2 separate regions of the Homo sapiens genome follow, and region 2 is linked to region 1. The links are chromatin loops, found by intact Hi-C in ENCODE. Cell type or tissue: endothelial cell of umbilical vein. All regions are shown on one strand. Each heading gives the region's core, and the rest is flanking DNA. Links, peaks and the distances in the headings are about the cores only.

The links. Hi-C counts contacts between places; a loop is a spot of excess contacts. Peaks named below come from ENCODE experiments on the same cell type or tissue, not always from the same donor. Only the 100,000 strongest peaks of a DNase experiment are listed, where the experiment ranks them.
Region 2: a loop joins it to region 1, with 2.4 times the contacts of the local background. A loop is called at or near these places in 5 of 110 quality-filtered maps.

The regions. Positions count from the first base shown.
Region 1 is chr16:83,298,723-83,311,091 of GRCh38, reverse strand. The region is part of intron 5 of CDH13 (cadherin 13); the gene reads right to left. Among named protein-coding and RNA genes, the nearest start is that of CDH13-AS1, 95 kb to the left of the region's middle. In endothelial cell of umbilical vein, for the core only: no CTCF peak of the experiment used is centred there; DNase peaks (open chromatin) are centred at 2,481 and 5,791; H3K27ac peaks cover 1,629 bases.
Region 2 is chr16:83,350,921-83,363,289 of GRCh38, reverse strand. The region is part of intron 6 of CDH13 (cadherin 13); the gene reads right to left. Among named protein-coding and RNA genes, the nearest start is that of CDH13-AS1, 42 kb to the left of the region's middle. In endothelial cell of umbilical vein, for the core only: a CTCF peak has its summit at 6,873; a DNase peak (open chromatin) is centred at 6,909.

The sequences.
Region 1 (12,369 bases), core at 1,613-9,612:
CAGAGGAGCAGGAGAGCAGTAAAACTCCATATGGAACTTTTACATCAGGAAGGAAGTGGGGAGGCTCCCACCACATCTGTCCTGGAAGAGGATAACCTTTATGTGGGAGTACTTTGTGTGTGTTGTGTGGTCTTTCTGGAACTTCCTGTCAGGTGGATTGGGTGAAAACAGCCATGTGATCTGACTGCTACATTAATTCCTTCAGCCTCCAAACTGGCTCAGTTGGGTTTGTTAGGAGGGTTCCTTTCTCTAGTCCTTTTGCAGGCAGAAGCAAGTCACCTGCAAGAATCTCAGCTTCAGGGTCCTAGGTTATTGTTCTCTCCTGGAGGGAATTTTAGCTCTAGGGCAGCAGACACTATTGTGCTGGTCCATGCATGGCCCAAACACTGTCCAACCCATTGTACAAGCACCAGGGTTCATTTTGATGGAATGAAGTAGAGGCAGACATAACTAAAAAGGAAGCCAAGTGAGCAAAGGCAGAAAGGTGGGAGCTGGCCAGGTACGTGTGAAGGACCTAAAAGGCAATAGCCTTGGTGGAAGAGGAGGTGATGGTTTAGCTAAGGAGTGTGGACCTGTCTTACTTCCAATTTGAATCTTCAGTGTTCTCCTCTCTGCCTCTCTGTACGTATGTGTGTACATCCACACAAATATGCATCTGTTACATATATTTGTATGTATGTGCACACATGTACCCACACACAGAATTTTCAGATCTTTACTATTTCCACTACTCATTTTCTGTTCTCAAGCAACAATCACAGAAACTAATTTACCTTATCAAAAATGCAATTACTCCGTATCTTAGACTGCTATTTATTTGACAGGCATCTAATTTTCCCACTTTTACCTAATTTGACAGGGAATATTACAGACATAACTAGTCTTTCAAAATGACTTTCACAAGGTTAGTTCACTTGTTAATTGACCCTCTGTGATGGCAATTTATGAAGCATATTAATTTCATCTGTCACTTCCAATGCACAGTAAATGTGGAAAATAGTCTATCTTTCATAAGGGACCTTATAAAAGAAGTATGTCGGAATTATTAATTAATATATGCATATTCTTTCAACCATTGATATTGTGCGGAACTTTTGTACCCACTCATCTGAAGCTCTGTCTCCCTTTCATAAATGTTTTGCTATTCCTTTATGCTGAGGGAGAGCCACTTTCACCCAGGATTATTCTGCCAGGGATATAAATCACTACCTCACAAATAAAGCAGCCATTTGTCTGGAAGGACTTCTGAAGTCCACAAAGACAAAGTTAAAAAAAAAAAAAATCCCATGGGAGTTATAGCAAGCGAAAAGTCCTCTTTTCCAGAAGGCTGAGGCTCATGTCCTCATGAGTGCTTCCATACCCTGAGTACAGGTGCTCTAAGGATTGCAACAGGACATTCCAAGTTTCAGAAGGAGGGGGCTGGGCGTGGCGGCTCACGCCTGTAATCCCAGCACTTGGGGAGGCCAAGGTGGGTGGATCACGAGGTCAGGAGTTCGAGATCAGCCTGACCAACATGGTGAAACCCCATCTTCACTAAAAATACAAAAATGAGCTGGGCGTGGCGGCACTCGCCTGTAATCCCACCTCCTCAGGAGGCTGAGGCAGGAGAATTGCTGGAAGCTGGGAGGCAGAAGGTTGCAGTGAGCCGAGATCATGCCACTGCACTCCAGCCTGGGTGACAGAGTAAGATTCTGTCTCAAAAAAAAAAGAAGGGAGAGAGGGGAGTGCCTCCAGAGACTGACCTGGACCCTCAAAGGACATCTGCTGAAGACAGTGCTCTCACCATATAAATCTGACTTCGATATAGATCTTTTCCCAAAGATCCCAGTACTCCCAAATTCAATTTCCACCTTAGTCATTGCAAAAATCCCTTTGGAGCCCACTGGTAGGCAAGCACTCGGTATAACGCTGCAAACAAAACAGACACAAGCTCAATGCTAATGAGGCTCATGTACATGCAGAAGAAACAGGAAAGTCAAAAGAATATAAAACAGAGTTACGATATGGAGGGACAAGCACCAAGCCACAGTAAGGAGTGGTTCTGAGGACTGAGGCATAACAAGGTGACAAGGGAATGATTTAGGACACAAGGGGAGGGATTTCCCTCGGCAACCAACCCAGTGTGACCTGGTGCCCTCTTTCCCTTCATCTGAATGTTCTTGTGAATTCTTTGGAGGCTTCCCGAATCCCCTACTCTCTTCTAGTTGATGGTTTTCATTCTTTAAGTTTCAGCATCTTAGTAAACTTCTGTTTCAACTTCAACTTCTGCAAAGATTCTCAGGCTCCCTCTTGGGCATATGTTTCCAGGGTCTTGATTCTCCTTCCTCATTTTACCTCAGCTCTGAACTTCCCACATATGGAGACGGCGGTGAGGGGAGCCTTCCAGAAGCAAGGGCTTCCTTTTTTCTCCCAGGCAAAGCCCTAGCTGAAATGTGGGCTTAGGAAAGGTTCTTTCCATGGATCTGTGCCATAAATCACCCAGGCTCAGCACTAATGTTTTCATAAAGCCTTTTAAAAATAATAGTGACGTTGGCTTTGTAATCTCTAGTGTGTTTTTGTTGCCATTTGCCTTATACTGAAAAATTCCTACTCCCTTTGTGTGGAGAGTAAATGTAATTCTCAAGTTTGAAGGAATTCATGTAGGAGATCTTCTGAGAATATTAGAATCCTGTGTTGGACCTTGAAATCTCACCAGGAAAATCTAGAACATCTCAAATATGAGTTTAGCCTCATCATTTATATTTTCTCGATCAACTAGCAAATTTTTCCTTTCCTTCAAGCATCTTGCTAATGAACCCCTTCATGAGCCAGGTCATTCCTGGCTTTGAGCAAAGCACAAAATATATGTTTGGAAAGATGAAGGCTAGTCTTTAATTTGACGGTAATGGTATTATAAAAGCTGGAGGTTTTCTTTGTTAGAACAACAAAAAAAATATATTGAATAGTAATGAAATATAAAAATGTGTTAAGGTATATTTATCTCTGATTCCCGCACAACATATTTAAGAAAAGCATATTTTAGAGCTTTTACAATTAGTTATTTGGCTTCTGATTGAGGTAATACACGCCAATGATTTACACACAGAACCATTTAAAAATGCAAATTATGAAGGTGGCATGCTGCAATGTCCTCATCAATCATAAAAAATACATATTTTGAATGAGCATGGAAATGTATAATCTATACTTCATAGATCTCAGCATGGAAGTGCTGCCATATTCAGCTAACGGCAGCACGCATATTACCGGCAAATAATTACTCCCCCGCTCTGATGTTATCATGGGATAATAGTGCTAAAATGCTGTTCAGAGCAGTAACATTTCCGGGGAAAAAATTTCTTCTTCATTTAGTCTCACAATCAAAAGAAGGCACAGGTGGTGTGTTATCTTTTAAAATACTTTTCAATTTCTATTATTAACATAGCTAAATCATGCCCCTGTGCCTCTCCAGACTCTGAAGCAGTGTGGGTTTATTTTACTTTGTAACCAAACATAACGAAACCCCAAGGGAGGAAATTCATGGTTAAATAGAGCTTTCCTGGCCCTGAAGGATTTGGTGCTCCTATTAGTAAAATTGCCTTAAAATGTGAGGTGAGAGCTACTTCAGAACTGCCCACACAACTACAGACAAGTGCAATTCACTTAGAGGAATTCTGGAACATTCCTGTTGCTTTAAGATTTGATCAGTGAAGAGGAAGTGAGGTAGCACTGCCTGGAGCTCAGGTTTAAGTTGACCTTTATCTTCCCAGGAGAAGGGCTTAAGAAAAAATGAGGGGGAAAATAATCGTGCTGGGGATAAGATACATCATGCTGAATCTCAGATGTGTGCTTTCCAGGGAACTAGAATTATCGCCACAATCACCCACAGAGGAATAGGGCAGGGCTGGTGTTCCTCAGCCACGGGGGTAGGGAACAGGCGTTACCACTTACATTCCCAGGACACCATGGCTTATAGCAGAAGTGACTGCAAACCCTGTGTTGTTACCACAAGTTTTTCCTGAAAATTGACAGCCCCACCCAACTGTAGCTTATATGTGGAGCTGAACTTTGAAGAGCTTATTCATGCCGAAAGAGGTTTAATTTGTTCCACTATTCTCATGTATGCATTACTATCTAGAGGCTCAGGAAACAAACATGATTTTCTTTTTCCTGTCTGCATTTCTTTCCACAACTTTACGGATAGGTCTGATTGTCTTAGCCCATTTCGTGTTGCTATAAGTATACCTGAGACTGGGTAATTTCCAAAGAAGAGTCTAATTTCCAATTTCATGTGCTTCCCAGCTTCAAATATTTTGGTGGGTTCCCAGTTTCTGTGGGATACAACCCACATTTCTTATCATGGCTTGCAAGAGTCCTCATAATCCAGCCCTCACCTACCCCTCCAGCCTAATCTCCTATCACTAGTTTGGACTCTGTGCTACCCCTATAGTCTAGTCAAATAAAAGTACTTGGAATTCCATGAATAATTACAGAATTATTATAATTTAGCTCAGGTTTGCAGGCTGAGAAGTTCAAGGATTCGGCGCTGACTTCTAGGGAGGACTTTTGAGCTGTCACAACAAGGTAGAGAAAGTCAAAGGGGAAGTGGGCACATGCCAAGGGAATGAAACCCAAGGGGCATCCTGCTTTATAACAGCCTCCTTTCAGGGGAGTTAATCCATCCCCACAAGAATGAATCTGGGCTCTCAAAAGCAAGAACTCACTCAAACTCCAGAACAGCATTTGTGAGACATCTGCCCCTATAAGCCAAACACCTCCTGCTAGCCTCCCCGCTCCCGACACCCCCACACTGGGGATCCAATTTCTACATAAGCCTTGGTGGGAACCAGAACAAACCACCTCCAAACCATAGCACAGATACGGTACCTACCCTTGTTTATAGAATACTTTCTTCTATATGTTGGAACAGTAGTTCTCAACCAGTGACAACGTTAGCTCCCCACCTTCCCCAGCCAGGGAATATTTGGCAATGTCGGGAGACATTTTTGGTTATTACAACCTGGGCTGCAGAATGCTACAGGTATCTACACCCATCTAGGGGGTGCAGTAAAGGGATGCTGCTGAATATTCTGTAGTGCACAGGGCAGCCTCAAATGAAAATAGTGCCAAGAATGAGATTGAGAAACCCTGTTCTAGATTAGAATGATCACTGTATTGTTCACACCAAACCTGCAAGTTAGGCACTGTCATTATTCCTATGTTGTAGATTAGGACACAGAGTCCAGGAGGTCAATAATTGCGACAGCTACAATTTATTGAGTATCTATTATGCGTTTGGCCTCCTACTAGGTAGCTTTACAGTATAATATCTGTTCACCAACATCCTAAGGTAAGTAGTATTAATCCCATTGTACAGATGAAAGAAAATGGAACATCATTTGCCCCCGGGATCACATGGCTATTAATTGGCAGCACTAAGATACAAACTCCCATCTGGCTCCAAGTCACATGCCATGTCGCCTGTATTCCACTGCATCAAGGTTATAGCTGCTACGTGGAAGAACTGGGATGCCAACTTGGAAGATATAATTGCAACTTCTAGACTTTTCTTATGATAATACCGCAACGCTGTACAAAGAAAGACAAAACCCTCCAAAAGTGCCATGACATATACATATTTTGGGATTAGAATGGAAACCTCAGGACATACTGGCTACACGGGTAGATTAAAAATGGTCCTTCCAGCAAAGAGACATTGCACAGAAATGCCCAAGCAGGATGCTTTCTGTGGTCAACAGTTCCTTCCTGTACATAGCTGGATGCCTAGAAACAGATGTTGATAAATATGTTAAGGAATTTCCTCACTCCCCTGCTTCTGATTGAACCATGCTTAAGTAAAGTGAAGTCATCAACAGCAGGACAGTCCTTCTGACACTGAAATGAGGATGCCTACAAATGAGTCAGCTCTCAGACAAGGAGAGCCCCACCAACTCCCAAACCAGGACAGCTCCCCTAGACCAGGATGGCCCCCTTCAGAGCAGGAGAGTCCCCCCAGGACAGCCCCTTAGAACTCTCACCTGGGCTTACATTGAGAGCATTCTGTTTTAGGTGGCAAAGCTTCCCGGTCTGTGGGGAATGCGTATATGGCTCATTGCAATTACACATACTTGGAGCTTAAATAAAATGCTCCTTTGTAAAATATGAAAAGTGGGAAAGTTCTGCTATGAATAAAATACTTAAAGACTTAATAAACTACACACTACACACACACATACGGGAGAGAGACAGAGAGAGGAAAGGTGGGGGAGAGAGGGAGAGAGTTTGCTACTGAAGCCTAATTCACTCTTACTAGCAGCTTCACCAAGGTTATTACATGACATGAACATGAATTTACTCCCAGACTATTAACCCACAGGACACCTGCTGAATGCCTTGCTTATAAATATCTCATCCACACTCTCTCGTACAACACAATATTATCATTATTCCTCCTTTCAGTAAAGAACCTGTTCCAATGGGCATTTATTAAAACAATACTCATTTATTTATCCAGCTGGCCAAGATCCCATATGTATCGAGGACAAATATCTATTATTTGATAGTCATTCTGTATTAACTACATCAAATCTGAGTAGCCAGCTCTTAGATTCTGATTTTCCCATATCTATTTTTATGTAGACTTCTAGGGAAGCTTGAAAATCCCAGAAAAAAAAACAGAATAATCACCTTGAGCTCCTTCTCATTCCCCAACCCACCCACTTAACCAGCTATATGGTCCCATTCAGACTCCTTCTAAAATTACCAACACAGTCTTTTTTCCCAAGATTCCAATCTTGCCTCACTCCCCTTTCCATTTAGTGGATGGTTCAAGATGGAACTGACACATCCAATTTCATGTACTTCTCAGCTTCAAATATTTCAGCGTGTTCCCAGTTTCTGTGGGATAAAACCCACATTTCTTATGGCTGGTAAGAGTCTTCATAATCCAGCCCTCACCTACCTCTCCAGCCTTATCTCCTATTACTAGTTTGGACTCTGCGCTACCCCCATAGTCTAGTCAAATAAAAGTACTTGGAATTCCATGAATAATTAAAATATTTTATGCTCAATACCATTGCACACCCTGGGATGTTTCTCTGTCTACCTCTAACACATAGAGACTAGAAAAAGCCCAATTCATCCTATCAGATAGGCAAAGTCTGAGATCCCCTGGGAAAACCTTCCCTGGTCATTGTGGAGGTCAACCCCTCAATGCACCTGTCACCCAAGATGCCCCACTAAGCCTGTCATGAGAATCCTGTGCCCTTGCCAAGGTGTAGTTTAAGGGTGGGTAGATGATTTAATTCTGGTATTGGGGATCAGAACACAACACTCCAAAATATGGCTCTTTGAGATATGCTAAACTGAAGCAGTAGCCTCAAGGTTTCTCTGACCTTCCCCCTATTCCTTCATCTTTCAATCACCTTTCACTCCCAAAGCACAGGATAAGGCTGTTCGTTGAAGTTTCCTTATCTACCTACAAACCATACCCAGCAAAAGGAACAAATGGCCTTCAACCCCCTCCCTGTAACTTCATTAACCAGAAGATTAAAACTCCTATTATGACAAAGAGCCTGGAAATTAAACATCACACCTACAGCCCAGACAAACTTTGTCTCCAATCCTGTTCAATTCCCAAAGAGAACATTATTTACTAACCATTGTCTCAGCACTGGGCTTATTCATTCCCCCTAAAAGTTATTTACTCCCCTTCAAATTGACAGACACATTGACTCAATCTCTCATTCCCCAATGAAGAAAGTTGTATAAGCATCTGGACCTACTGGGTTATTGCGTGATCATCCTCCTTTGATTTTCTAGGCTAATACACATTAAATAAATTTGTGTGCCTTTTCTCCTATTCATCTTCCTAACATTAGTTCTTTTTCAGAGGGCAGAAGGTGAACCTTCGGAAGGTGAAGGGGAAGCTTTCCCTTGGCCCCAACACTGGCCCATGCTGAAAAGAACATAGGAAATTCTCTTTTCCTTCCTTCTCCTCCCAAAGATGACAGATAAAAGAGATGCCCCTTGTCTCTCTGATGCCATCATGTGGGCAATTGCTGGAGCCATCATGATACTGAAACAGAGCTACTGTTGGACTGGAAATGACAGCAGCCATGATAGATCAGAGACATGAAAAGAACCGAATACCTTGATGAGATTTTTGAGCAACTGTAGTGACTGCACCTGGAAGTCTGCCCTTCCTCTGACCTCCCAGTTTGATGAAATTTATTTTCTCACTGAAGTTTAGATCAGTCTGAGTTAGAGATATCTGTCACATGAAGCTAAAGCAACCTCACTGTGTCACCTGCTCTGACATTCCCACTCTTATTGTGGCTGGGCTTGGTGTCCCTCCTTGCCTCCTTGGCGTCTCCCACTTTTTCCTCTTCTGGCATTTATTTTGTAATCTTGTTGACTTATCTGACTCCACTCTTAGACTATGAGCTCCTTAAAAGCAGGAACCATGGTAGTATCCACTGTTTCTCCCCTAATTCCTGGTAAATATCAGATGTTTGCAACATTTTCCCAAAATTGACTTTGTTGAATAGCTCTGAATTAAGGGATAAGAAGTGAGAGGACATTTATGTTGTGACTTTCATGATATTTATTTTCTAGAATATAAGGAGCCCCATTTGTGCAGTGTGAAAAATGCCTTCTTGACATAAATGTTGGGTCCTGGTAATGTTACAAGTCAGATTCGACTAATATTTACAGAGCTGCTATTCTGTGCCAAGAACTTCTACATATTTTCCATGATTTGATTGCCATGGAATTATCTATAATGTCAGTATTACATTCCCTTTTACAGATTTAGAAAACTGAAGCAACAGGAGGTTAAAAGTAACCAATAAAGGATGAATATCCGGGAAGTAAAAGCGGGGCTTAAAATTAGGGATTCTGACTTTAGGTTAGGCACATTTTCTATGATGTCATGAGGCCAACAGCTGTCAACTTTGTTAGCTTACTCTACACTGAGAACTCTGTTAAGCATTCTCTGTGTGTTACATCACGTAGTACTCACAACAACATGAGGTAAGGACGATCCCCACTTTCATTTTTCAGGTAAGAAAGGTAAGGAATGGACTAGCTGGGATTTTAACCCTAGCAAGTTTTACTTCATTCCTTAACTCTTTTTTTTTTTTCTTAAATTTACTTTATTGAAGTCTCATTGATCTTTCAAAGTGATTTCTTCCAATTTTCTTAAGTATCTGCCAGAAAACAAGAACCAGAGCACCCCTCTCCCTGCCTATTTCTTTAAATTAAGCATAAATGTATTTTTGTAAAATGAATAGTGGTGACTCTGTGTCTGCCAAAACTTTACAGAAAAAAAAATTACAGGAAATGATGTAAATTTTTGAACATCAAAGAAGGAAAAAATAAGAGGGCAGAAGGCATCCTGAGACCAAGTATAGCCATAATAAGGTACACTAACGTTCAAGCTGGAGATTTCAAAAACTCTTCGTAAAGCCTCCCAGCGCCAGGAACACGGCTTCCCTAGAACAACCTCTCTTACATCCGAGAAGATAGTCTGTCGGTCCGACCTTGCTTGCTCCACCAGTTTCACTGCTCCCTCCCCACGAGACCCTTCCTCTGTAACAGCCACACAGCCCTGACACATGTGGCAGCATCACGGAGAGAAAAACTCCGAAATGATGAGCTCCATCATTAAACAAGGTACTGGGTAAAACCAGCACGGCACAGCCTGAAAATGGAAAATCACAGAGAGGGAGGTAGAGTGGATAAATGTACTGGGGAAATAAACGGTTCTGAAATAAAACCCTGACCAGGTGCGGTGGCTCACGCCTGTAATCCCTGCACTTTGGGAGGCTGAGGCGGGCGGATCATGAGGTCAGGAGATCGAGACCATCTTGGCTAACACAGTGAAACCCCATCTCTACTAAAAATACAAAAAATTAGCCGGGCGTGGTGGTGGGCGCCTGTAGTCCCAGCTACTTGGGAGGCTGAGGCAGGAGAATGGCTCGAACCCCGGAGGCAGAGGTTGCAGTGAGCTGAGATCGTGCCACTGCACTCCAGTCTGGACCACAGAGTGAGGCTCTGTCTCAAAAAAAAAAAAAAAAAAAAAAAACCCCAGAAAGTTATATGTATCAGTTCAACATGTGCAATATTAAAAATGCCCACAGTTTAACATTTTCAGGACACATGTGCCACTTGGTGAAGAGGAAATCTAAATCCCTGTTTCCTGGCTCTCAGCCACGTCTTCTTTAACGAACTACCTTAGCGCTATGTAGCTTTCCTTCCCAGGATGTTCTAAAAACATCACATACACAGTAAAATGTACAAATCTTAAGAATGCAGCTGGATAATTTTAAAATATGTAAACCTGCATATATAAACTGCATAAATCATGATCTATAACCTTTTCAACCATTAGAAAATATTAAAGTTTGCAGTCTTATTTTATGTAAGATTTAATTGGATTAACGTCTCATCTTGACAAGATACTAGGTTCTGGGAGGGCAGAACTACATTCATGTTGTCCAACACTGCGTCCCCAGACCCTGCCTGGCATGGTGCCAAGCACATAAGATTTGTTTGTATACGTTTGTTGAACCAACACATGAACTGGCAGAAAGATGTAACCTACTCAGCTGGTAACTTGTCAGGTCTCAGTTCATTTGTCTTTAAATTTGAGATAACATCTTCCATTCCTCCCTTCCAGGTTTGAGAAAATCAAATGAAAATATTGACACAGAACTGTATGTTGTAAGCTGCAAAGCTCTATATAAAGAACAGTAAGTACACATTTAGCAAATGTAAATATTTTGACCTATCTCTTCATGTCACTCAACTTAAAAGTAAGTTGAAATGTTATGATCTATGAATTTCCAGGAGTTTAAACTACAAAATCTCATTTTCTAAGTTGACCTTTTCTGGTCAGTTGCTGAGGTTTTATCACTGTCTATCAGCTCTATGAGCATATCCTTGACTTCAAAGATGGTCTTTAATGATCCCAGCTTCCTGGTACTCACCCTCTTGGGTAATCTCTTCCCTTTGAGTATGGGCTAAAACTAGTGACTTGCATCTAATGAACAGAATATGGCAAAAGTGATGGGATATTACTCCTGTGACGAAACTGAGGCTCTCATTTGACAACTTATGAGGAACTCAATTCTGTTAACAATCAAGTGAGCTTGCAGGTAGACCTTGCCCTCATCTGAATTTGGGATGATTGTAGCCCTGGTCAGCATCGTGATTACAGCCTGAGGCCTCCAGCAGAGCTAAGCCATGAGGAGACGCCTGATCTCACTAAGCTGTGAGCTCATCATTATGTACTGTTTTCAGCCACTAAGTGTTGGGATAAAGTGTTATGCTGCAATAACTTATATAAACTCCATGAATTTTCATTACTTGAGATTGCAGTAATAACAACTGGCATTTTCCAAGTTAGCCTTTTGGTCAAGGTGTTTGGTTTTTATCATGAATCTGTATCCTTAATGAGAGGAGGTTAAGAGATGCTTTAACAAACACTAAATAAAGCTAGGGTCTTTTAAAATTCCTACACAGAGGAGGTACTCAATACACTTATGTGGAATGAACAAAGAATAATCGAGGGAAGTAAGATGATCTCTAGTGAGGATGAATGACATGCCACGGAAAAGCAGATGAGTGATGGAGACTTGGGGGAAGAATGGTGGTTCCTAGAGAGAATGAGGATAGCAAGAGTGTATGTGCTGCAAGCATGAGGAGTCCAAACCTACTGATTTGTGACATGAGCCAGAAAGTTTAAGGTAAGGTAGTGCTGTCTTTCCCTAGATTTCCTTATAATGTTCTGGGGAATTCATCTTTTTTTTTTTTTTTCATGGCCTGATAAACAATCCAAGCAAGCATCCAAAATAAGGGAATAATAAAACAAAGAGAAACATCCACACTGTGGTATCTTCTCCAGCCATTAAAAAATGAAAATATACATGATTCAGAAAGATATTATCTCCATTCAGATTAGATAAAACAGGTTGCAAAACAGTGTATATGGTATGATTCTATTTTGGTAAAATTATATGCATATGTACATACTAAAAATGTCTGAAAGGAGATATACTGACATTGCTTATCTTTTGGTGGTAGGAATATTGGTTATTTTTACTCATGCTTTATAGTATTTTATAATTTTTAAAACAAGCATGCATTACTTTTACACTCAGAAACAGTAAAAATTATATAAATTTATTGCAAAATACATAAAGCAAGGAAGATGCCCTAAAGATAACACTTCTCTATTAATGCTGTTATTGGAAAAGACATCACATTGTGAAGAGTGAAAATCCTCACAAGCTTTTCTTATTTGATCATCACAGAGCTGGAACAGTCTCATGTAATGCTCAGTGAAGCAGGCATACTGAGGGCTTTTACTCTGGGGCCATCTGAGCC
Region 2 (12,369 bases), core at 2,116-10,115, 52 kb before region 1:
CCAAAGACTCACAGAGATGCCAACTATCAAGTCAATGAAGCACAAGAAGCAGCCACCCATCTCCCAGCTTCTAGAAATACGAGGAAAATCAACCTGTGATGTTTAAGCTGTGCTGATTGCTATTTTGTTGCCTGAAACAGAATGCATCTCTGATTGATACTTTAAAAGATAAATGTCATCTCTAGATTCCTGGTTACAGTTTTTCTAACTCTAGAAAATTTCCTCCTGGTGATGTTTGCCCTTTTTAAAATGTAGTTTGACCTTATCCTTTGAGTTGCAATTAGGACAAGGCATAGCCGGACTGTCTCATGCTGTAAGGAAAAACCCCATGGACAGGGATGACTTAGAGCAGCTTCTTAACGTGCACACTTCCAGCTGAAACCCCACCACAGTTTTTGATGCTTGCCTGTTGCATCTCCCATAAGCAATAAAATCAACATTTCCTATTTATATGCACAGCCTTGGCTGGGGAGCAGGACTGAATGCTTATGTTAGAGACCGCCGAATAAGTATAAAAGTGCCTTATCATAGAGGAAAAGCAGGCATACTAAGAAGTAATTAACCCACAATGAGACAGAGGAAATGCAGTATCCTTGAAGGAAGATGGTATTTGAGGTCAGGCAAAGGCAGACTTACATGGTTCCCCCTCTGATTATGGGTGTTGACCTTTCTGAGCTTCTGTGTCCTCACATGAAACATGGAGACAGTAATACCCAATCTCACTGGGGGGATGGAATGGGATAAAGAATTTGAAAGTGTTCATCCTGGTGTCTCCCACCTATGAGGTGAGCCATGATGGCTTGCTGAAGGAGCAAAAATGTCATTTGTTGTGGCACCTAATTGCCTAGGGCAAAAAGAGATAAAGACAAAAGGTGTCTAAATGTCTTTCACTTACACATTTTGCTGAAATAGGTCAGGAAAGACCTTAGAATAGGAGTTTTCAAAAGCTGTCTTTCATTACAGCTCATACACGCGGCTGTGACATTGCCATAATAGAAATGTACTCAGGCTGACAAAGGTAAAGGTCTCAGATTGCCTCATGAATATGTGGATGTGCGTGGAAATTTATGAAGGGGTATGTAACTTGAATCACTGGTGGGCTCCTGAAAGCCTGACACTTTGGAAGAAACCAGATTTTTTTAAACAGCATCTTGGAGACACTTGATGAGCAGGTCTGTTAGAGGGGACTTATGACTAATTTTTTATTTAATCAGTTGGAATTTTCATAGATGGAGATTCCTTAAAGTGAGATAAACACAAAAACAGATGAGATACTGCCCAAAGCTCCCTATGAATTCAATGCAATTCCTATCAAACTACCAAGATCATTTTTGATAGAATTAGAAAAACTATTAAAATTCATATACAACCAAAAAATACCCCAAATAGCCAAAGCAATCCTAAGCAAAATGAACAAAGCCAGAGGCATCACATTACCTGACTTTAAACTCTACTGTAAGCATACGGTAACTAAAACAGCATGGTACGGTACATAAATAGACACATAGACTAATGAGACAGAATAAAGAACTGAGAAGTAAAGCTGCACACCTATAGGCATCTGCTCTTCCACAAAGCCGATACAAATAAGCAATGGGAAAAGGACTCTCTGTTCAATAAATGGTTCTGGATACCTGGATAGCCATATTCAGAAGAATGAAATGACCCATACATTTCATCATATACAAAAATTAACTCAAGATGCATTAAATATTCAAATTTAAAACCTCAAACTGTAAGAATCCTGGAAGAAAACCTAGGAAACGCCATTCTGGACATTGGCCTTGGGAAATAATTTATGGCTAAGTTCTCAAAAGCAATCACAAGGAAAACAAAAATTGACAAGTGGGATTTAATTAAACTAAAGATCTGCACAGCAAAGGAAACTATCAACAGAGTAAATGGACAACAAACCGAATGGGAGAAAATATTCACAAATTATGCATCTGATGGAAGTCCAGCATCTGGAATCTATAAGGAACTTAAATAATTCAACAAGCGAAAAACAAATAACCCTATTAAAATGTGGGCAAAGGCATGAACAGACACTTCTCAGAAGAAGACAAACAAGTATCCAAAAAACATATGAAAAATTGTGATCACTAATCATCAGGGAAACGCAAACTGAAACCACAATGAGACACCATGTCACACCAGTTGGAATGGCTATTTTAAAAAGTCAAAAAGCAACAGATGCTGATGAGGCTGTGGAGAAAAGGGAAAGCTTATATACTGTTCGTGGGAATGTAAATTACTTCAGGCACTGTGGAAAGCAGTTTGGCAATTTCTCAAAGCACTTAAAACAAGCAATCTCATTCCTGGGTATATATCCAAAATAAAATAAATTGTTCTACCAAAAAGACACATGCACTCATATGTTTGTTGCAGCACTATTCAAATAGCAAAGACATGGAATCAACCTAGGTACTCATGAATGGTGAACTGGATAAAGAAAATGTACACATACACCACAGAATACTATGCAGCCATAGAAAAGAATGAACTCATATCCTTTGTAGCAACATGGATACAGCTGGAAGCCTTTATCCTATTGAATTAATGCAGGAACAGAAGACCAAAAACAGCACATTCTCACTTATAAGTGGGAGCTAAACATAAGGAACTCTTAGACATAAAAATGGCAATAACAGACGCTGGGGACTAGCGGAGGGTGCTGGTGAGAAAGGGTTGAAAAATTAACTGTTAGGTACTATGGTGCTACCTGGGTGACAGATTCAATCATACTCAAAGCGTCAGCATCACACAATATATCCATACAATAAGCCTGCATGTGTATGCCCAAATCCAAAAAAAAAAAGGTTGAGATTATAGAAAAAGCAGATAAAAAATAGATCTACCATGAAACAATCAAACCAACTAAAATTGTAGAAGGCTCTATTTCTTGAGGAACCCCCTCCCATATATTGAGCCCTGCTGCTACGTGTATTATCTCATTTAATTCTCATAACAAAACTGCAAGGTACACAGAACACAGATGTATTTTCCGTACGTGGTACATTGTCGAATATCTCAGATAATTCAGAATTTGCATAACTCAAGACTAATCTTGACGAAGAATGGTGCATATTCATCTGCACAAGCTAAAGCGATATTTCCTATGGCGAGAGCAAATTTATTTTAAAAGGAAGCCCTATCTTTGGCAATAGAACTGAAGGAGGTACTGTTACCTGCTACACAGAACATGGATGAAACCTGAACAACACGCTAAGTAAAATAAACCAGGCAGAAAGGATCACGTACTATGTACTCTCTCTCTATGAAATGCCCAGCAAGGCAAATTTATAGAAACACAAAGTATATGTGTGGTGTCCTAAGACTATAAGGAACGACGTCTAATGGCTACAGGGTTCCATTCTGGGATAATAGAAATGTTCAAAACTGACTGTGGCAATGATCGCACAATTCTGTGAATATATTAAAAACCACCGAATGACAAATTTTGTATGGATGAATTGGTAAATTGTATGGTATATGAATGATATCTCATTAAAACTGAGAAAGAGTGAGAGAGAGAATCCTGACAACCACTCTGAAATTGCAAATTTGTGACAAATATTTAAAATTTGGAGAGCACACTGTTTCTAATTCTGTGCACAAATAAAATTTTATTTATATTTCTATAATGAATCATTTCGAATGTGCCCAATTCAAACTCGTACAAAGTGCTGCCACAGAAGATTATCACCAATTCAGTAGAGGAAATAGAGGCTCAAATTAACACAGCTGATAAGAGAAGGAGCCAGGACTAGAATTCAGCTCCATGGGTCTCTAGAGTCTTTCCAACTCCTGCAAGCTGCTGGGTGACGACACTAAGACCCTCCTGAACTAGCACCACTGAAAAGAAGCCATTGCTGGCTGCCAGTATTTGTGACCCACGTGGCATTTTGTTGGTCATGGTGCTCAAAGCCTGATATCTACTTGCTCACAGAACCTTCACAGCCATCCTTTTGGGGCATTGTTATTAGCCTCATGATCAAAAGAGTTACTCAAAGCCCAGAGAGGTAAGATAACATGTTTAAGGTCTCATAATCACAGTGGAAACATAGCTGAAAACCAGATCTTTTGGAGATGGGAATCAGCCATCTCAACCCTTGTGCTGTACCCTTGTCAGAATACATTGATCTCCCTGATGAACTCACAGGTACTTTCTCATGATGCACTTCAACTTGATTCACTGGCAAGAAAAAAATTAATATTCTCTGAAAACCTTCTAGAGCCCTTTAAAGTTTTCCTCTCTGGCCCCTGGAATGTGGACACGAAGCCAGCACACTGACATAAATGGCAGCCCCATCATGGTGTGCATTATTGGAATCTCTTCAGATTATTAGTACTAGACTGTGATCTGAAATTACAGTAATACTAGGAAATCAAAATAACTACACTAAGAAAGTTCCCATCATAAGGCAGTGGGGTTTTTTTTAACCTAATAAAAATGTCTAATGTCAAAGAGGCCTTAGAATGCTTTCTGGAAGGAACTCTAAGATAACAGAGGAGACAAAGACCATTTTTGTTCCAATAAAGACTCAATTTTCTGATTACCATAGGAAAACTGGTGCATGAAAGGCATACAGAGGTGTAAGTGGGCTTATGTCTCAAGCAGCAAAGCACAGTGGTTAAAAAGCGTGGCTTGACTCAACGTCATATAGTCTGGGCTCTAATTTTTACTGGTTGAGTGATGCTGCATATTTCAGCTGTTATTAGATTTGGCTACAAATACAGGGAATTCAACATAACACTGAGTTACATAAGACAGAAGTTCATAATTCTCTTATGTAAAATAATTCTGGAGAGAAGCAATCCAGGGCTGCCATGGCATTCCGCAGGCAACAGAATCAGGTCTTATTCTGTGTTTTGTCCTGCCTTCCTAGCACATATTTTCTACCCTTGAGGCCGTGTCACAGAGCAAGGTGGCTGCTTGAGTTCTAGCCATCATATCGCTACTCCAGACAGCAAAAGAAATAGGTGGTAGGAGGAGAATACAGGGTACTCTTCCTAGGTGAGGTGGCTCCTTTCAGAATCCATCCTAGAAGTCTAACATAGACCCCTGCTTCTAGCTTGTTGGTCAGTACTTCCTCACATCACCACATTTAGCTGCCAGGGAGGCTGAGCAATACAGTCTTCATACGGACACCTGCTGCTAAGGTATACTGAGGTCTGTTACTAAAGGACAGCAGAATGGATTTTGAGGAAAATGCTTCTGCTCTGCTGGACAGTTTGTTTTCTAGCTTCTTGAAGTTTCAGTTTCCTCACTGGGACATAGAGATGATCATAGCATCCGCCTCTAGCCTGCTGTGGCAAGTCAATGAGATAACACACAGGAAGCCCTCAGCAGAGGGCCTGGCAACATCTCCCACTCGCAAAATGCTCACTGTTAAAACGAGCTCCATGTCCATTGATCCTGCTTAGAGGAATGGGTTCCTGTGGCTCACTATAAAAAGGTACCAACCAATGCCTACAATTTGTAGCATCTCTCCTGCCAACTTTACATTTGGGCTTTATAACTAAAACTCCACATTTTCTCCATTTAGGGAGAAACATTGGCACTACTGACATTTTGAGGCAAATGATTCTTTGCTGTGGAGGCCGTTCTATGCATTGACGTATGTTTACCAGTCCTTGACCTTGGCCCGCTCGATGCCAGTTGTACCCTCTTCTTCCCCAGTGTGGAACCCAAAGTGTCTCCTGGGAACAAAATCATTCAAACTTGGACCACTGCTCCATGGTGTCTGAAATCAGCAAACACGACTCTGCCAGCAGTAGTAGTCTCTTGGGTTACCTGAGTTTTAGTTGCGTGGGTCAATATTTCCAGTTAAACCACATCAAACGTGGTTTCCAAAGCTAGTGAAAATCTACGCAGACATTTTTGAATGGTGCATCACAGACCGAAGCTGATTTCATGTGTGTGTATGTGAATGTACAGACACATACACACGTATATGTACACACATGTTACTATTCAAGTCATCCCCTCTAGCCCTGGCTTATGACTTTAGTGTGAGCCAACAAGCATAGAACCTCTTCAGCTAGATAGAGGGTAAAATTGCAGAAATGAGAAGGAAGGAGAGGAACAGATGGCAAAGCAGCTCTGGAGTCTGGATGTGATGGGCCAGGGAAACAGGCCAGCGAGGTCCTCCATCATTCTGAAAAGCAGGCCTTTTTTTAAGGATACAGAGCTTGACTATAGAAACACGAACCCCAACCCACTTCCAAGAGGAAGGCATCCATGTTAGAAGCCTTTTATAAACTAGTATCATAGGAGATAAAGATGGTGACACACTAAAGAAAAGTGGAAAACTGGAGCAAGAAAGAAAACACAAGAATTCCCCAAACCAAACTTTTGACACTTCTTTGAAAAGAGCCAGTCTTCTGAATAATAAAATAGCTTGGGTACTATACTTGGTTTTTAAAAAATGCACCCATAATTAAAGCAAGAAAGCTGTAAGTCTATTAAACTTTTTTTCTTTGATACTGAAAAACTCAATTCATGACCTATATTTTATAAGACATATACTTGAAAGGGATTTTATATACCCTCTTCCCATTGAACTTAGCATACTGAATCTCTTCCATTTGGTTAAGAAGGGAGGTGATTCTATACATAAATTATTCAGGGCTTTAAAAAAATCTTACTGTATATATATATTAAGGTGAAGTGATTCAAAGGTATTTGTATAGATAAATGGAAGCAGCAGCTCTAGACTGCGTTCTCAGAAGGGATGGGAGTCTTAGAGCAAGGGTGCTGCAGTAAAAGCTGCTTTATCAAGCTCCCTGCTGATTATCAATCTTTTCTGACATTTGTGGCCTGTCTTGACTGATGGATGGCTCAGCATGCTTTATGAATCTTCGAGTTGTTGAGCATCTCTCAAACTACCGCTAGGGGGAGAATCTGGCTTTATTTGAGGTTACCACCAGTAAGGATGGGCTGCGTGGAGTTACCTGGCAAGCTGGGCTACTATAAAATGACTAAGGAAGGTTGGTGGTTTTCTCTTTCTCTTTCTCATCTACACACACACACACACACACACACACACACACACACACACACACACACACACATGAAAATAAATAAACTCACTCATCTGTGTAAGAAAATGCTCTCTTACATTTAAGGTAGCAACTTTGGAATTACTTGCAACATCATCACGGGTGAAATAGTTAAAGGACAGTGGGTGTTGTGGATGGGGATGAAATGAAAAAGCACAAGAATTAGAGTCATACAGGTCTGAGTTTCGATCTGAGCTTCATCACCCACCAGCTGTGTGACCACGGCGGAGTCACCTAACCTCCCTGAGTGTCTGTTTCCTCAATTGTCAAACGTTTGTAAGGACTGCTTTAAAAGGTAGGTGTGGAACCTGGACCAGTATCCAGTACATAATAGTGCTAGAAAAATATACAGCTGATTACCACTGCTGTGTTACCCTGGGACAGGCATCATCTCCCTCCCTTAATCCTAGAGAGATGCTCCCCTGTGTAGCAGTTGAAAACTGACGTTCCCCTGTGTAACAGTGATGCTTTATTTACTGACTTCCTCTTTCGTCTGCAAGCTCTACAGAGTCAGCATCCATTCTGTTTCATGCATTCACCCCCTCCAACCCCATCCTCATTAAACAGCATACCTGGTATACGGCAGGTACTCTAAAGGTATTTGTTGAAAGAATGAATACATTTTCAATAAATACAACCATTTATTTAAAAATTGAATTAAAAAACAGTTTATCGGGATTCAGGCTTTCTGGCCTTTGGAGCCATTTGTTCATCCAGTGGAATTTATTGGGTGGATAATTTGTGCCTGGGACTCTGCTAAATGTTGGAAGTTGAAGGATGAAGAGAAAACCATTCAGTTCTCCTGGTCTTAACTGTGTTGCTGAGAAAGAGAACTGAAGGTAGATTCTGGTTTATACTTGCAGAAAATTTATAAACCTATTAAGGCTTACAGTATTATTGTAATTCCACATAGATGGCATCAGTTATAATAAGCTGGCATCATAAAATGACTCAATATTTAGAATTTTCCGATTTGTCACACACTTGCTGTAAAAATTTTATGTGATCTCTTCTCTCCATCTCCGTAGCTGCCATGGTTTTCTCATGCCTAGAACATTGAAATGCCTTGTTTCCCTATTTCTCTCTCCACAGAATAGCACAAGTCATTTTTCAGCAGTAAAATCATATCTATTTCCTCGCTTAAAACCACCCAAGGGCTTCCTACTAAGTTTAAAATGTAATCAAAATGTATGGAGTTCTAAGCCAGGGGTCTGCAAACTTTTTATTTGCAGAGGATCAGGTATTACATACTTTTGCCTCTGTGGAATATACAGTCTGTGTCCCCGCTACCCAATTCTACCAATATGGTGCGAAAGCAGCCATAGTCAATACATGAATGAAGGGGCACATGTGTATTCTAATAAAACTTTATTTAAAAAACAACAGGCAGAGAGACACATTTGGCCCATGGCCCATAGTTTGTTGACTCATGCTCAGAACGATCTTGCCCTTGCCCTTGCCCATCTCCCTGTCTCACCTGGTACTACCGTCCCTCAGGTCATTCCTGCCTCAGGTCTCTGCACTTCCTGGCCCCTGCGTCTGGAACATCCTTTCTCCATGCCTTTACTTGGTAGGCTCCTTTATTTCACTGGGCTCAGCTTCAACATCACCTCTTTAGAGAGGACTTTTCTTGACCTTATGTCAATAAAACAATGTACCTTGTTTTATTTTATCCGAAACTTAAATTATCTGGCTTATCCATTTCTGTTGGCACCTTTCTCCTCCCAGGAAGGTGGCAATGTCTTAAGAATAGAGTTCTAAATGGTCTTGGTCACTGCTATATCCCCAGCCCCTATAATATTATCTGACTCATAGAAACTGCCCGATAAATACTTGTTGAATGAATTTACTGAGGAAATGGTTATGAAGAATTGATTTGAAATAAGGGTTTCCCCGAAATTATAAATGTTTAATGACATTTGGATCTGCCACTCTGTTTTACTCAGCTGCAGTGCTAAAAATTGCTGGGCTATTCACAGTGGATCCTTTGGTATCAGGGATAGGATCCAACGGCGCTGGTGAGCACGTTCTGTGCTAGGACAACTCAAGGACTTTTTCACTTTTGCTTTGCAGCTGCTCAACCGTCACCAATTTTCATTTTCGCTAGAAATTCCTGTCAGGTTTATCTTTTCAAAAGACTGTAGAATGATCACTACATTTCTGAAGCTACAAATGCTCCTTTGCCCTGCTGCCACTTTAAACTATTATTTTAATTAAGTTACTCAATTAATTTTAATATTTTTACTTTTATTTTTAAATATTTGATGCCACAAATCCTTCCCTCTTCCAAATATAGAGTGATGGAAGGATGACTCCCGGCTTGGGCCTAAAATATCATATCCAAAAAATTAGTGGGCAGGGCTATTAAGCGTTTATTTTTACAAGGAAGTAATCAAAGTGAACCCAAGGGCCACATCTCCCCAGTTCACCCAGAATACAAAGGTCTAATGTGAATGATATGAGCATGGGTGATGGGCAGAGGAGAGGCAGATACATAGGCTAGTCCAGGAATAAGACTTCATGGTTAGAGAGGAGAGTGTTTCAGGAAACAATGGGGTGTCCATCTCTTGAGCTGATCTCCAGCCCCAGAGATGCATGTGTGAATTTAGGGGGAGAGAGAGCTATAAATAAAAATGAAAAGAGTTGTTTTCACAGTTATTCACATTAAAGAAGAAACATACAGTTCTGTTGGTTGGTTAGATACTCTTCTACCAGAATAAAGGGGTTCAGGCATTCTCTCCTGTCCCAGCAGATGCTTTGGTATCCAGCTCCCATGAGCCAGCAGCCAAGGGTCCTAACATGTGCAATGGTGCCCATCAGGGCGGGCCTGACATGTGCAATGGTGCCCATCAGGGTGGGGGCCTGGGATATGGAGGAGGGAAATCCCAATGGCTATGACAAGGGAGCCGACTGTCTTGGTTCTGAGCCGGTGTGAGATATCACCAGAGGACCTTCAGACATAGTTAGGAGCAACTTGGCAAAGATTCAGTTTCTTTTTTATTTGTATAGATTTAACAGTACAAGTGCAGTTTCGTTACACGGACATGTGGCAGAGTGCTGACGTCTTGGCTTTTAGTGTAACTATCACCTGAGTAACATATATTGTACTCATTAAGCAATTTCTCACACGTTACACCCTTGCCACGCTTCCACCCTTCTGAGTCTCCAAAGTCTATTATTCCACACTCTATGTCCATGTGTACACATGATTTAGCTCTGACTTATAAGTGAGAGCATGCAGTATTTGACTTTCTGAGTTATTTCACCAAAGATAATGGCATCCACATTGTTGCCAAAGCCATGATTTTATACTTTATTTATTTATTTATTTTTTTGAGACGGAGTCTCGCTCTATCGCCCAGGCTGGAGTGCAGTGTCACGATCTCGGTTCACTGTACACTCCGCCTCCCGGGTTCATGCCATTCTCCCACCTCAGCATCTTGAGTAGCTGGGACTACAGGTGCCTGCCACAGCACCTGGCTAATTTTTTGTATTTTTAGTAGAGACGGGGTTTCACCGTGTTAGCCAGGATGGTCTCGATCTCCTGACCTCGTGATCCACCTGCCTCACCCTCCCTAAGTGCTGGGATTATAGGCGTGAGCCACCGCACCCGGCTGATTTTATACTTTTATATGGCTGAATAGTATTCCATTGTGTGTGTGTATGTATGTATGGTGTGGTGATGAATATACGTAGTGATAACCATGAGTGCAGGTGTTTTTTTGATACAGTGGCTTCTTTTCCTTTGTGTAGACGCCCAGTAGTAGCAGGATTGCTGGATTAAATGGTAGTTCTATTCTAAGTTTTTTGAGAACTATCCATCCTCCTTTCCATACAGTTGTATTTGTTTACATTTCCACTAACAATGTATAAGCATTCGCTTTCCTCTTGAACGACTAGGTGGAGTCAATAGCTAGTGAAGTTCAGATAATACTTTTCATTCCATTTAGCTGTGAATTTTCCTTTTGGGAAATGGTCTCTGATTGGATTATGCAACTCTTTCATAAAACGTGTTTTATGGTCACCTAAACACATTTTAGGCGACCATAAAACACATTTACAGTGAATTGTACCATAACTCAAGTGCTGTCTCCTCCAAGCTCAAGGGCTCTGCAGCATGTTAATGATGCCATCCCTGGGCAGCACTTCTTCACTAAAATTCCAGTGATGACCTAAGGAAAGGGGCCAGTCTCAACCACTGCATTCCTCTGCCTCCACCACAATATCCAGCAAGGATTCCATAGCAAGGCCATCCACTATCTACAAAACAGCTAGTGAAATGACCACAAAAACTTGTAGATACTGAGTGTCATCTGGAGAAACAAACAAAAATATCCATCAGTATGTTTGTGTGTGAAAAGAAAGACTATTGTATCCTGCTGCATGAACAAGCTTAGCCAAGATACAGACTAAAATCCTCTGATTAGAAGCATCACCTGAATAGGGATCAAAACATAACAGGGCATATCCGCCATCCCATTAATCCAGCTCATGTAAATATATCCTATAGAAATTGTCACAAACATGGGAAGAGATGAGCTCTCTTCTGCAGAATTGATGGAAGTGTAGAAAAGTGAAAACAACTTAAATCGATAGGAAATTGGTTAAGGAGACGATGGTAGATCCAGACTCTAGCTGTTTGAAACAATGATGTTGCTTGATGTTTATTGATTTACAAAAATGTCCATAGGACCCTGAGGAGTGAAGAGAGAGATTTACGGAAAAGCACATAGAGCTCCCATTCTGTAAAACTGTGCACCTGCATCTCTCTGTGTAGAGATGCCAGGAGAGAACCCCAGAACTGCACTCACTAAAATGTCAACTGTGGTTATCTCTGGATGGTGGCACTGGAGAGTGACTGCATTTTCTTTCACTTGAAAAGAACAGAATTGCTTTATTTATTTTTTAAAAAATATATCTACCTAAGGAAAAAAAAAAAAAAAAGAAATAGCCACATGCCTGATATTCCAGAAACACATAGGATTGGTTGGGGCAGTTGAGAATGGAGGAACCTACAGCATGAAAGTCTGAAAATATCAGCAAAAAAAAATTAACAGTCAATGGGTTGAAAAGCCACATCACAGTTACTGCAACAAGTAAAAAGTAACCAGAAAAGGGACTTTACTACCAGGCCATAGCAACAACCTGAACACCATCGGCTGAGCTAGGTGTCAAATATCAACTATCAACTATCCCAGCCATCTTTATTTAGCTCAAGCTGTTTTGGAAAATAGCAACTTCCAAGCAAAGCTGAGCTCTCAGGATAGCCATTAGTCCCAAAGGCGACTTGATCGGCTGGCTTTT